Regions from separate parts of the Mus musculus genome. Here region 2 is linked to region 1. Evidence: chromatin contacts called from ENCODE Hi-C or POLR2A ChIA-PET data. All regions are on one chromosome and are shown on one strand. Each heading gives the region's core, a stretch centred on a gene start or an enhancer-like site at or near the end of the contact. The rest is flanking DNA. Distances are from core to core; before and after follow the strand shown.

The links. A loop is a pair of places that touch in the nucleus more often than their neighbours do. ChIA-PET counts read pairs that join two places held with the same protein, here RNA polymerase II (POLR2A).
Region 2: a loop to region 1 is called in a map of CH12.LX, with 2.5 times the contacts of the local background. The contact joins the promoter of Rtp1 here to the promoter of Adipoq in region 1. A Hi-C loop is called at or near these places in 1 of 37 maps with a recorded cell type or tissue (CH12.LX). POLR2A ChIA-PET finds 5 or more read pairs at or near these places in 1 of 5 experiments (Patski).

The regions. Positions count from the first base shown.
Region 1 is chr16:23,143,428-23,150,789 of GRCm38, reverse strand. It overlaps Adipoq (adiponectin, C1Q and collagen domain containing), which reads right to left and starts at 4,254. Exons shown (of 3, transcript NM_009605.5): 1 at 4,149-4,254. RefSeq lists an enhancer at 6,241-6,403.
Region 2 is chr16:23,427,075-23,433,589 of GRCm38, reverse strand. Rtp1 (receptor transporter protein 1) reads right to left here and starts at 4,457. Exons shown (of 2, transcript NM_001004151.2): 1 at 4,140-4,457; 2 at 1-2,431. The coding sequence starts at 4,411. The coding sequence ends at 1,912.

The DNA of each region.
Region 1 (7,362 bases), core at 3,005-5,504:
GGATTCCCCGAGTGCCATGGGACTGAAGTACTAAGCGCTGCACACCCTTAGCTGTTCTTTTTAAAGATTTATTTTTATTTTTTAATTATTTGAATATTCATGGGGGTATACACCTATGTACAGGTACCCACGGAGGGCAGAAGGCATTGGATCCCCTGGAACTAAGTTAAAGACAGTTGTGAACCAGGTTCTTTGTGAAATTTCCTCTGCAGATACTGTTAGCTGCTGAGCTCTCTCTCCAGCCCCTAAGCCTTTGGCTGATAAGGACAGATCTCACTGAAGGCTTCTCTTTCACCGAGTTCTGGATGTAAAGTCAGGTCTGGATACCCATGAAGGACAACACAGAATGCCTCTTTTTTAAAAAAAAAAATATTCCACATTGTTTCTGTTCTTTATGTAGACAAAGCAAATGTTGCACTCTGACTTTGAAAGACTTCTGTTTCTATAAGGAAACACTACTGAATGGAACCAAGTGCAAGAGATGAATCTACAGCTAGAGCATGTTACAAAAGAAACATTGTAGATAGGTGTTGGAGGTAGACAGCAAGGATCCAGTATAATGCTTTGCATTTGGAAAGCCTTTGTTCCACCATCTCATTGAATAACCACAGCCGTTTTGGAGACAATACTGGGGGGGGGGGTTACTCAAAAAGATGCATGCTCGGGTACAAACAATCAGTTTTGCCCTTTATGTGTTTGTTGGAAGACTAAGCGACAGACTCCATGAACCATGCCTAGGGGGGTGTCTGGAGTAAGCCAGTGAGCAATGGCTGTCACTTAGGACTGCTCTGACTTAGGGGTGAGGAACTGGGGCTGCTGGGTGCTTGAGTGATAATCTAGATCCAACAGAACCCGTGGAAGTAGAGTCCTGGCTAGATAACCTCTGGCACAGACGGGGAAGAGAAACATACTACCGTCACATACCCTGCCTTTTAGTACCCTTCCCCATGGGGAAAGGGTGAGAGACCAGAGACTGTCAATCCAATGGCCTAGCTTGCCAGCCCCCTCCTCATTCTGCCCCTATTTGCCTCCCTGGCTTTATGCTCTTTGCCTAGAAATGTGATTTCACAATAATATCATAAGACCCAGTTGGCAGAAAGTGCGGAGTAGTTTACAAACTTACAAAATACCGTACACGTTTGTGAGAGAAGGAAAGTAAACAAATATTAACGTATCAACCCACTGTGGACAGCTGCTGAGTTTCACTTCACTCACACAGCCTTAAGGGGAAGACCGACAGCTGAGACATCTGGGAGAGGGAAAGGTTTGGTCATTTCTGCCAAAATAAGAAGCAACCAGGTAGGACCAGGCGTGGTGGTGCACACCTTTAATCCCAGCACTTGGAAGGCAGAGGCAGGCTGATCGATGTGACTTTGAGGCCAGCCTGGTCGATAGAGAGAGCTCTGCTATTTGTTATACAGAGAAACCCTGTCTCAAAATGTTTAAAAAATGAACATGTCATCCAATGACCCACTGGCCTTCCTAGCAAACCACACATGAGTTATGCAGAGGGATGGCTGCATGTTTCAGGACCACTGTATAGTGAAGGGGATGTGAAATTCCTCTTTGACCTGCTGGCATTTTAGCACCAACATCCAGAATCTTGTGAAATTCAAGACTGGAGTTTCCTCTGGGACTGGCAGAGATTAGGCTACAAGGAGAGAGAGAAGAGGTCAACGCCCCCAGCCAGTAAAGACAACAAAACACAGAGAAATGCCAGAGCCAAAAGCAACTCCAGGACCTCCCATCCTTGCTTGTAGAAACAGAAAGACTGAGTGCATTTCCTACATCCTCATGGAAGCGCTCTGTGTGCTGGACACCTGGCCTGTTGGTTGTTTTCACCTTCACTCATGAAGTGGTACCCGAGGGTAGAGCTCAGTGGAGGGGCATTTGCCCAATGTGTATGAAGCCCTAAGCTCAAACCTCAGAAGCACACAATAAACAAGCAAAACCAGATAAAAATTAAGTTAATATTTGTAATTTCACAATGGCACAACCCAATCATAAATGGCTGTGCCAGGAGCTCAGGCACCTCTGTCTAGCTCCTAAGATTATCTGGAAGGTGTCACTCAGCCTTTGGAAAGTCGGTAGCATTCTCATGTCCGGTATATATGTGTGCACACACTTGTACACTCTCAAGAAACCAGCAAAGCAGAGCATCCCTCCATGAAGCTTGTAGGGCGAGCTCCTGATTGAAGCCTTTGCTTTCCAAAAGATAGCACCTCCTGACTTTAGCAGAGCACATGGGGACTACCGGTCCTCTGAGTTGACAAGCAGCTGGAATGTTTATCTCTGTAACCTCCTTGGAAAATGACAAAAATGAGGGCTAAGGAGAACGCACTTCCTGGGCAAGGATGACAGCCTGAATTCAACCCCTGGATCTCCCATAAAAAGCAAGATGCGGTGGCGATCACAGTCTCCTGAGGCTGACGGTGGGTGGACGAGCAGAAGAAACAAGAGAGGAGGAAAGGGACGACTCCCAAAAGTTACCCTCTCACCTCCATGTGCCTGCCATAGAATGAGCGTGTCTGCACACATTAGACTCTTGTGTGTGCTTGCACATTCTCTCTCAAGAAAGCACTAATACACACACACACACACACACACACACACACACACACACACACGCATGCACGCAAGCACGCACGCACTTGCACAAATAAAATTTTAAGTGCTTGGGAGATGGCTGTGTTGATTAGTGCTTTCTGCAGATGCATGAGGACCTGAATTTAGATCCCTAGAATTCATGTCAAAAGCTGTCACCTTTAACCCTGACACTGGGGTAGGGGATGACAGAGACAAGAATATCCCTAGAGATCAATGACCTCAGTCTGGCCTTCTTCGTCACGCTCCAGGTTCTGAGAGACCTTGTCTCAAAAAAATAAGGCAGAGATTAAGAAAGACACCTCATATGGAGAGACCCCTCTGGCTTCCACATACACATGCACACAGGATCACACACACAAGGCTAGAAGCAAGCCCTGTGCCTTGTAAGATTCCTCGAAACACAGGGAGAGAGGCATCAAGGATTTCTCACTAAGCCTTGGGAACCAAACTGCTCCAAGAACCAAGATGCACTCTCACGCCCCTCTGGCCTGCTCCACCTGCCCTCTTGTCCACAGAATGACTCTGATCAAATTCTCTGCCATCCTTTTGAATGACATCACAGGGGGAGTGAGGTGGCTCCTCTTGTGAGGCTTGATTCAGAACCCATTCTCAGCATGCACTTGCTCCCTGCACTTGGGAGCCAGGGAGGCAGGTGGATCCCTGTGAGTTCAGTGATGGCCTGGTCTTTATAAATTCCAAGCCAGTCAGGAATATATAGTGACACCCAGTCTCAAAAACAAAATTTCTTCAGACGAGGGACTTACGTATCATGACACACAAGAGGCTGCCTTGACTTCCAAACCCCTCCCTCCTTCATCTCCTCTACCTCCATGGTTCCGATGCTGTGTTCATGGAGCAAGAATTAGGTTTAACAACGACAAAGCAGGTGCAGTGCCTCTGTCAGAAAATATCTTTCAAAATGAGGCTTTCTGTCCAGATTGCCACTATTTTCCAGGTTCTCACCACTTTGTGTCACCCAATCCCCTAAAATGTCTCTATGCAGACAGATGTCCCCAACTCCTCCGAGCACACCCATGTTTTCACTCACAGCCCTGACAAAGTGTTCTACAGCGCATGCTCCGTGCATATCTGCTCAGTAGAACTAAGTGATAGAGACAGATCCTACAGTCTGACCTCAACTGGACTTCCTCGGGCTGCCCTCTCTGCCTGCTTCTCCTGTCACTGTAACTCTTAAAGCCGAGAAGCAACAGATCCCACTTTCCAACAGAGTCTCATCTGTGGATCGACCCTCCTACCTCACTATCTCCAGGTTCTTTTTGCAGTGGGCATCCTGCCATCAAATGAACAGGGCAAACTTCCGGTTAGGCTCAAGCTTGTGGACCGAAAGGTTATTGTTTCTTTCTTAGAGCTTTGAAGAGTTAAAGAAAAGCCCCAAAGCTTATCTGCCCCAACCATGTTTCCAAGGCCTGAGTTTTCTCAACATCTACCTTCACACTGCTGCAGAGAGCAAAATCTGAACACAGCCCAAGTGGGATTCTGCATTCATACCCAGCCAGCCGAGAATATAGAATTGTTCTTACCTTTTGGTGTCGTCAGATCCACTGACAATCGTACAGACAGAAATGAGGAGAAAGTGGCCAGGTCTCATTAGTCTGGTACTCATGGGGACAGGCAGACCCCAGCTTACCATTGGCCAACCCAGTCAAGGCCAATAGCCAATGAGTGGGCCCCTTGCTCCTGGCAGCTGCCTTAAGACTCCTTAGGGAACCTGGTTTAATCCAGCTTGGGTCTGGGAAGCCAAGTAGAGCTTCTGTCAAGCCATCCTGTTTCCAGGCTTTGGCCATTCTCTACCAGAGCAAGAGATGGGGCAAGGGTAAGGACAATAATTCAGCATGTTTCTGAGTGCAATGAAAATTATCCTCAAGTAAAATGATTGTTCAGGGGTCAGGAGACCTCCCTTTCCCATAAGTTTGTCCTGGAGAGTCAACAACACTAATTGTCACATGATACTCCCACTCTTTCTTTGTAACTAAATGTGAAGCTGTGTGGTTCAGGCATTACTATTTCAGTAAGAATGAAGAGGGGCTGTACTAGAATAAAAAATAGATGGACTGCAGGCATGGCTCAGTGGTTAAGAGCACTGGCTATTCTTCCAGAGGTCCTGAGTTCAATTCCCAGCACCCACAGTAATTCCATGGGATCCGCTGCCTTCTTTTGGTGTGCAAATATGCATGCAGCCAAAATACCCATATACATAAACAAATCTTTAAGCAATAGAAGGTGTGCTCCACTTGCTAGACCGGATCCCATACTGAGAAAAGACCATGTAGATGAATTCTGAGGGCTGTTGTACAGGAAGGTTCCTGGTGGGGTGTGAAGCAAGTTCAGGGGTCCAAATTCTAAAATCTGTGGTCCCTACATAATTCAAGCCCAGTGTCACAGAACACTTACCTTGACATTGGAGAACCATGTTCTAAGATTTTTCTGGGTAAGTTTCAAGCTAGTTTTTTAGAAACTCATTTTCTGTGAGTAGATAAACCTCAGTTTCCAGACTCCTTAAGTATATACCTTTTCTATCTATTATTAGCTCTGGGCTAACAGCCAACTGCAACTAGCAGTCACCACTCACTAAACTGCTCCTAAAAGGCTTGCAGTTGGCAAGGCAATACCTTGGGAGCCTCTCGGCGGACTCACATCTTATTTTTGAAAGACCAGAGCTGATTCTCGGGAGCACAAAGCTTTTGAATTAAATCGTGAATCCAAAAAGAACTCTGGATGCCAGCAGCTGCTCCAATAAGACACTCAGAGCTAGACTGCTCCCAGGCAAAGGCTGGCCAAGCATCTGCTTCCTCCAACTGCCACCTTCCACTGGCCACACAGAGCCTAAGAGTCATGCTTTTACTAGTGGATAGGACCAGCAGTGTCAACCCACCAAGGAAGGAGAGCCAAAATATGATCTTCCATCTTGTCTTCCTGTTAATGCACTGATGTTTCTAGAGAAATCACGTTAGGTCATGAAGATTAAGGACACAAGCTCATTTCCAAGGGCTGTTAGTTGTGACCCCATGGCCCTGGACACTTCCCAAGCAAACTGTATGAAGCAAAGGAGAGAGAAGAACTACAGCAACTCAAAGCTGTATCACTCTCTATCTTTCCCTTAGCGTTTTGCTTACTTTGTGTGTGTGTGTTGTTGTTGTTGCTGTTGTTGCATTTTCTTACTTATTTTGTATGTGTGTTACTGTCTTTCGCTTCTTACTGGAATGCAAACACGCTGGAGCAGGGGCTTTACCTACTTGAGGTTATGCTCCATAACCCCTAGACTAAGTAGTATCTTGTACAAAGTAAGTAACAAGCAATGTTGAGTCAAGGGGTAGTCGAGTCTTCCCATACAGATACCTGTGGTTGTCTCCCACTTAATGAAGAAGCCAGAAGCCAGTAAGAGGGAGAGACACAGACCCAAGGCACGAAGCTAGATCTCTCTGACCACAAAGGGCATACGCTCCCCAATGCCTCGTGGTCTTCACCTCTGCTCAGTTATAGCCTCCGGGTTAGCTCTGGACCCCTGTCCCATATAGGAACACTGCTGGTTTCAGCAGATTCTAACTATTGCACAAGACAGAGTGACTTTCACCCCAAAACCACATCAATACTTTGCTGGGTCTGGTAGACACCCGGGAGCATTGTGAAAGCCTATCATTTGGTGAACTCTCAGGGGAATCCGCCACTCACCACAGAGGGCATTGTGTAAAAACACACACTTGCTTAGCGACTAGAAGTGAAAAACATTCAACCACACATGTCTTGAGGCTAGGCGGTTTGGTTTTTTGCTGGGTGGTTTTTTTTTTTGCTTTGTTTTTGGCTTTGTTTTATTTTGATTTTTTTCTTTTCTTTTCCTGTTTTTTTTTTTCTTTTTTGGTTTTTGGTGTTTTGTTTTGTTTTGTTTTGTTTTGTTTTGTTTTGTTTTGTTTTTCAAGACAGTGTTTTTTCAGTGTAGCCCAAGCTATCCTGGAACTTGCTCTATAGATCAGACTGGCCTCAAACTCTCACCTCTGCCTCCCAAGTGCTGAGATTGACGTTCAGCAAGGCTGGGTTTACCTGGACAGATGTGTTACTGCCCAGAGTGAAGCAGCCACAGAAACGTGGTCCTTTCCTTCAGGAGCTCATGTTCACATCTCAATTCTCGCCTACATGCGAAGTGAGATACTTAAACAAAAGGCCAGATTTCCCCACAGGCCTGAGTTTCCTCAGTGTTTCCTGAATGTGGTTAAATTTCACTGTATATTATTGTTTAGTCATGACTTTAAAAAGACAATTTACTGAAACAACTAAACCTCAAATCAAATTTTGAGACATAACACTAACTGCAGAAGAGTGAGCCTGTCCTGCAGTACTCCAAATTTTTGGGCATTCAAGAAAGGAAAAATGTCTTTAATTTAGAAGTGTAACTCAGTGGTAGAGTGATTTACATTGACACCTGACCTCTATCCCTGATGCCTGAAATATAAAGAAAAGAAAAGCTGTGTTATCCACAGCTATTCTTCACTTCCTTTTTTTTTTTTTTTTTTTTTTTTTGGTTTTTCGAGACAGGGTTTCTCTGTGTAGCCCTGGCTGTCCTGAAACTCACTCTGTAGACCAGGCTGGCCTCGAACTCAGAAATCCGCCTGCCTCTGCCTCCCGAGTGCTGGGATTAAAGGCGTGCGCCACCACGTCCGGCTTTTTTTTGGTTTTTTGAGACAGGGTTTCTCTGTGTAGCCTTGGCTGTCCTGGAACTCACTCTGTAGACAAGGCTGGCCT
Region 2 (6,515 bases), core at 3,208-5,707, 280 kb before region 1:
GGGAAAGGAGAAGGAGGACTGTACTCCCAGGTAACGGGATGAGAGGGAAGGCAACTGAGGAGGGAAAGTGAGCCCTAGATTTCTGAGAAAGCCAGGGAGATTCATCAGAGGAGATTGCCAGGCATTGTTTATAAACTGGATGCAAATGAAGCTGCCCCTTTCATTGACGTATTACACCAGGCAGCAGAGGTTTGCTCTAACTCGGATGTTTAGGTCATTAATATTGCTTTAAAAGCTCCCAGGGTTCCTAACATAGAGCCAAGGCTGAGAAGCCCTGAAATGAGCAGATGACTCTGACAGTCTCAACCTGGCTCAAGGTGCCTACTGTATGGACCCAGATCAGAACTTACTAGAGAGTGGTGCCCAGGATGTGTGGCTGACTAAAGAAATTAATACTGCGAAGGAAGAAGTCACAGCTGGTTGCTACTGTCATGGTGACACTTGCCTTGTGCTGATTTTCTTGGCCCAGCACAATGGCTAGACAGAGTCTCAGTAAGAAAGAAGACAGGATACTGAGAGGGGACACTAATGGCCCAATGGACATCAAGGACCATGTGGGGAATCTCAATGGTGCATTAATGACACCCTGAAGGTCTTTATGTAAGTAGCTTTCCTATCTCCCACACTACAGGCATTGTGACTTTCTATAGACCTGGCTGGAGGACAGGAAGTTGGTTACTAACTCAGACAGTGAACAATGGCCTCGAGAGCTCAGGGTGGGGAGCATCCTATTCCCGGCCCTTCACCTTTCCCCACCAGCCTTACTCTCTGTTATCAGGGTGTCTCCAATCCTGTGGCTGCAAACCGTAATGTACCCCATTTTGAAAGGATGTGAGCTTCTAGGCACTCTCTACCAACAAGTTATTTGTATATTTAATGCATCCTCTATCACTGTGGTCCAGGTAGAAAGCCAATGTGGAAAACCAGTCTTCTACCCTTTCAGCAAAAATCATAGGCGACCAGGCCCCTGTTCCCCTATTCGAGACACAAGTACCCTGAACCCTGAAAGCTCTCCACTATAACGGGGAGTCATTATTCTATGTGGTTTCCTCCCAAACCTCTCTAAATTATGCCACTTCACAAGCACTGAGTGTGAGGCCTCACCCTGTGACTCTACCTCAACTGCCACCCCTTTGTCAAGCAGACAGACCTTGGGATCCACCCGAAGGACAAGATACCAGAAGCTTCAAGTCTGGGGAACACATGCACACTGCAGTGGAGCCAGCGACCCAGTGGCCCTACCTCTTTACCTTCAGGAGAAACTTCTGTGTGTGCCTGAGGCAGGCTCATATTGAAGGCAAAGAGGTTCTTTAAAGCTCCAGCTAGATGCTATGGTTAATAATGAGGACAGGGTGAAAATACCAAGAGAGCAAAGTCAAGTAAGTTCCTTGGCTTTAAGATCTTTAGAGATAACCTAGTCCTATAATTTCCAAGCTTGTTTTCTTTTTAAGCATATATATATGCATATAGTGTATGCAAGCTTGTATATATACATACATATGTATATATGTACATATATATATTGTGTTTATATATACACATATATTGTATATATGTATATATAAAAGTCCTACATGGAACACCATGGAAAGTAGTTCTCTTCTGATTACAGCAAGGGAAAAGGCAGAAGTTGAGGGTGGGGGCCGATATTGGGTTAGGAGAAAGCAACTCACTCATTGACTACTTCCCAAATCATACATTCCTGAGGTACCTAGAAGGACTTCGGAACCCTGGATTTCTTTTGAGAAATCAACCATCCAGCCCAGACACTTAATTCTACAGATAGGGGGAAAAATGGATAAATATTCAGAGTTCCCACCAAATCAATAACTGCATCACATTAAAATGTGACCCATTCCCAAGCCAGGTCTCACCTCACCCCTTCCCACCAACTGACTCCCCACCCCAAGCTTAGACAGAAGTACGGAAGGAGAATTGCAGGTAGATGATGAGCATCAAAACCGTGGCCCAAAATAAGCACCAGGGAATGGAGCAGAAGTTGCAGCCTGAGCCTGTTTCAGCCTGCGGTTTGGTGGGGCTGGGAGCACGGGAGAAGGTGTAGGTGGTCGCCTCCTCCTCCAGCAGCTTCTCACTGGGCTTCCAGTGCACGATGCCTTCCTGGCAGGCCTCGCAGAACTCTCCGCGGTGTCGCCGGTTGTCCTGCCGGCTGGCCACATGGATGCGGTAGTGGCCACCACGCTCCCCGTAGCACTGCTCTCGCAAACTGGTGATGAGGTTGTCCACCAGGCTTTCGATGTTCTCCTCCAGCATGCTGGACTCATCCAGCCGTGCTGTACCGCACTCGTAGCAGAGCTGCTTGAACACACGCATGCGCACCGAACCAGCGCGCTGAGCCTTGTCCAGGTACATGTGGAAGAGGATGACTACATGGGGTGACTGCCAGGTGTGCCAGCACCAGGAACAGTGGAACCTGCCAGCGGTGGAAAGAAAAAGAAGAGAGGGTCATGTGGAGGGAGGAAACAGGCCAGGAAAGGGTGAGGAGATGTGGATGCTGACAAAAACAGAGCCCGGAGGTAGGGCGGTGTGTTGACAGTCCCCAGGGTCCATTAGTTTCCCCAGGACGCCATCCTCCTTGCTCTATGTGAGTGCCCAAGGGACAAGAGCAGTCTCCCAGACTTGCCATCGGGCATCTAGTAATGGTTTGCTCCCTAGTTGCTTTCCAGAGTCCGAGTCTCCCTTCAGCCTGGTTCCTTCAGGCCTTGTCCCTCATCCCAATTCTGATGAATTCATTCTTCATCTATAAAATGCTCTGGGTACATTAAGTGAGCCCTCTCTGCCTATACTGTGTGGAAGTCCAATAGCAAATCTGAATTTTGCAGGCTAATAGATACAGAAGCCTGTCAACACTGAACAGGCTAGCACTGGCCCAGAGCTAATGCATTCCCACGTCCTGGAAGTGGAGGCACTGTGAGAACAACATGACCCACCTTCCCCCAGGGGCCAGAATCTCCCACTGACTAAGGCCAGCAGGGATTCACAAGTCAGTGACCAAGTCCAAGTTAGCCACAAATCCTTCCCACCCTACCCTACAAGAACCTCTGGGAAGCAGCACCCTCCTACCATCTGATCCAGGCGCCCCATGTTTTCATTTTAGCCATTGGGTTTATTCACATATTTAGCAGCTATTTCCCTCACTCAGGCCATGTCAGAACTGTAGGGGCCACAGAAATCACCTATCGTTCATTTTGGTTCAAGACACAGCATAAGAGCCCTTGGTGTACACACATTTATTTACTGAGAGTCAGAATCAGCGTCCAGCAATGCTGGCAGGAGACGACTTGAGAATGAGCCAAGCTAAGCAGGGAGGCCTTCGCTTTTAACCCAGACACCTGTACTACCTTTCTGCCCTCACTCAGGCCCCCAAAGTAAAGACTTAAAATAAACCCATCGACCGGACCCACGGACTAGAATGTAGCTATTCTCGGGTATCTTTGTACCTACAAATCACGTGGGAGCCTTCTAAAATTTGGGTACTTAGCTGAATCTGGAAAGGGTCCAATACTCAGCAGCCATAACAAATTCTAGATAATTGTCACCATCATTCATGCCTGGAGCAGAAGGTGAAGCTCTAGGATAGCCCTTCATTCAGCAAGTGGAGAAAGCATAACCCAGAGAGGGGGGTGGATTGCTCAAGTGTCATGGAGACACCGCAGAGTTAGTTTCTAACATGACTCGTGTGTTCACTGTTTTAAACCAAATGGGGCTGAATTAACCAGAATTAACCAGTAAACATCCCCAATACAAGAGCACAGATTCCCTTGAGCCCTGGTGAACCTAAGCCCCTCTTCTCTCAGTTCACAGCTACTCTTAAAGACATCATTGAAATCTAAAAATGTGTAAGCTGTCAAGAGTCAGAAACTCATAAGTATGATCCACCTCTTTATTTGCCAAGTGGAGAAGCCACAAGAAGAGAAGTTCTCCTGCAATCAGCAGAAAGCCTAGACTCACACTGAGGGTCCCCACCTCCTTTGAGGGACTACCTGTCTTCTAGTTTACCTTGGCCTAACAGTGAGACCCAGCAAGCATGGGTTCTGTTTGTCCTCTCTCCGTAGAAGATGCCCCAGGCTAAGTAAGGTTCCAGAGGCTACCTTCGGGCTCCTTATTGCTGGGCTACTCACCTGCCTGAGGCATGAAGTTCCAGGTACTGCTTCCAGCCAGGGGCCAACACATTGTGCTTGAGGTTGGGGTCTATGATGAAGTCCCAGCTGTCCGCTGGCTTCACCTCCTCCATCTTCTCGTAGAAGACCTTCTTCCACTCACCTGTGGTCACACTCTTACACATGTCTTCGTCAGTGGGAAGAGGAGGCAAACTACACTTTATAGAGAACGTGGGGAAAGAGGGTAAGTGTAAGGCAGGGCAGCGCAGTCTCCACGGTCTAAAAATCCTCATCGGCAGGATCAGGAGGAAGCAGGACCCAGCTCCCTCCTTTGTCCGCAGTGGAACCTATCTCCAAGGCAACCAGGCAGAGTGCCAGGAGACACAACCTGGGGAGGAGAGTCTCTGGAAGGGTATTCCAGAGCCCTGATTGCAGTCTACAGAAGCAAGGTTTAGGAGGCTAAATGATCCAAGATAGTTTGGGGGCCTGACAAAAGGCTAGACTTCAGACCATTTCACCTTGGCCTGCAACAGCATGGCAAAGTAAGGACTTAAGAGCTGGCTCAATTTTACCTTGCTGTACCCTGGAGGCATCATCAGCACCTGGCTGCTATGGTAACCACTATGCCTTAGGGAGCCAAGGAGAAATAAGGGATGGGAAGATGTACACTTGTTAGTAGGTAGAACCATAATGTAGTCTCCGTCTGCCTATCTTGTACCTGAAACCCCCCCCCCAATTGATACACATCATCTGAGATCTCATAAATCATATTCACCCTACCAATATGGAACCTCAGACTTACCTTACCCTATAAACAGCAGAGTTGATGATGAGCCATTCTAACCCATTCATTTCTTCTATTTCAAGGATATTGATGTGTCAAGCCCTACACAAAGTGCTTGTAACTGGATGTATATCAGGTCACAATAACGTATTGAGTTCCACATTGTGAGAACCACTTAAAAGAGCAGCCACCTGTGCACAAAGGTAGTAGCTGTTGCATCAGCCAGGCAGTGAGACAGGACTCCTTCCAAGTCCGTTACAGAAGAGCAGCAGAAAAACATCTGAGGCAACACTGCCTGCATATATGAACCTGTAGACTGTTTACATCTTTAACAATAAAATAACTCTTCTTATTCACTTTGATTCAGAGCATTGGAAATATTCGACAATAAATAAAACAGAGCAGGAGCCTAAGAAGGCAAACTCGCTAACCAAATTGGGAAGGCATTCAGACCAATCAGGGAGACTACAAAATGGGGCCAAAAAAGGAGCGAAGTTTAAACAAGGGATGCTGGCTCAAGGGAGGCAAGGAATAAAAAGTTCCCAGAGAACTTGCTATGAAGGGGACATGAGAAATGGTAAAAGTGATTGTGCAGGGAGTAGGGGTAGAAGGTAGGTCTATCTACTAGGATAAGCAAGGACTGGATCAGGCTCTGGGGAAAGGGTTAAAGATGGCCCTGTGGGGCTGACCTTGCACAGGGAGAGTCAGGACAGAGGCTAAGTGTGCAGATGGCTTGGGAGGTAGAGACAGGCTCCACCCTGCATGGAAGGAGGTCACCAGATGGAACTGGGCTCAGGGCCTGTCCTGGCTGAGGCTACATGTGTCACTGTGTCCTGAGGCTGGCAGTATGATGTATTGCTCTGCTGACCTCTGCTTTCTCCCTTACTGCCTCCAAGCCTACTGGAGGTGTTGAGAGCAACCAAGGCTCAGAAAAGGGTGACAAGCAAGAGGGTAGTTGATTCCATCTCAAAAGTTGCCAGTTCGGCTGCAGTAGCTGAGCAGCCCAGGGCCACATCTTTCTCCAGGCAGGTGTTTATGGTGGGACCCAGTGTACGTCATGCTGCTTGCTCCCAAGGGCACACGGTTGGCACCTTGTCTTCTGATGGGCAGTAGGAACTTAGGGCCTTTCTCACGCTGCTTAATAGGGGCCAGACTTGTAGTTTTTAACAAGTTGTATTTCCTTCAAAAATTCATGATGTGTTTATTTCAGAAAAGTTACAAAATAAAGAAAAACTTCAACATCACTACCCAAGATGACTGTTATTAGCATTAAGATGTATATCACAGGACATTTTGATGAGTTTTATAAAGGATAACATATTGTAAATATTCTTCTAGGTCATTAATATTATTCTAGAGTCTCAGGTTGAATATATTCTGTTATATGGATGGGCACAATTTATGTAGCCCATCTTGTTCTTGAGGCAATAAAGTTTAGTTTAGTCCCTCACAGATGAACCCTTGTATGTTACAAACTTGTGTCCATAAACATGCATGCCAAGCATCGGAAACAATGCTTCTAGAAGCAGGAGGACCTCTGAGTTTTAAGACAAGCCTGGTCTACAAAGTGAGTTTCAGGACAGTCAGGGCTACACAGAGAAACCCTGTCTCAA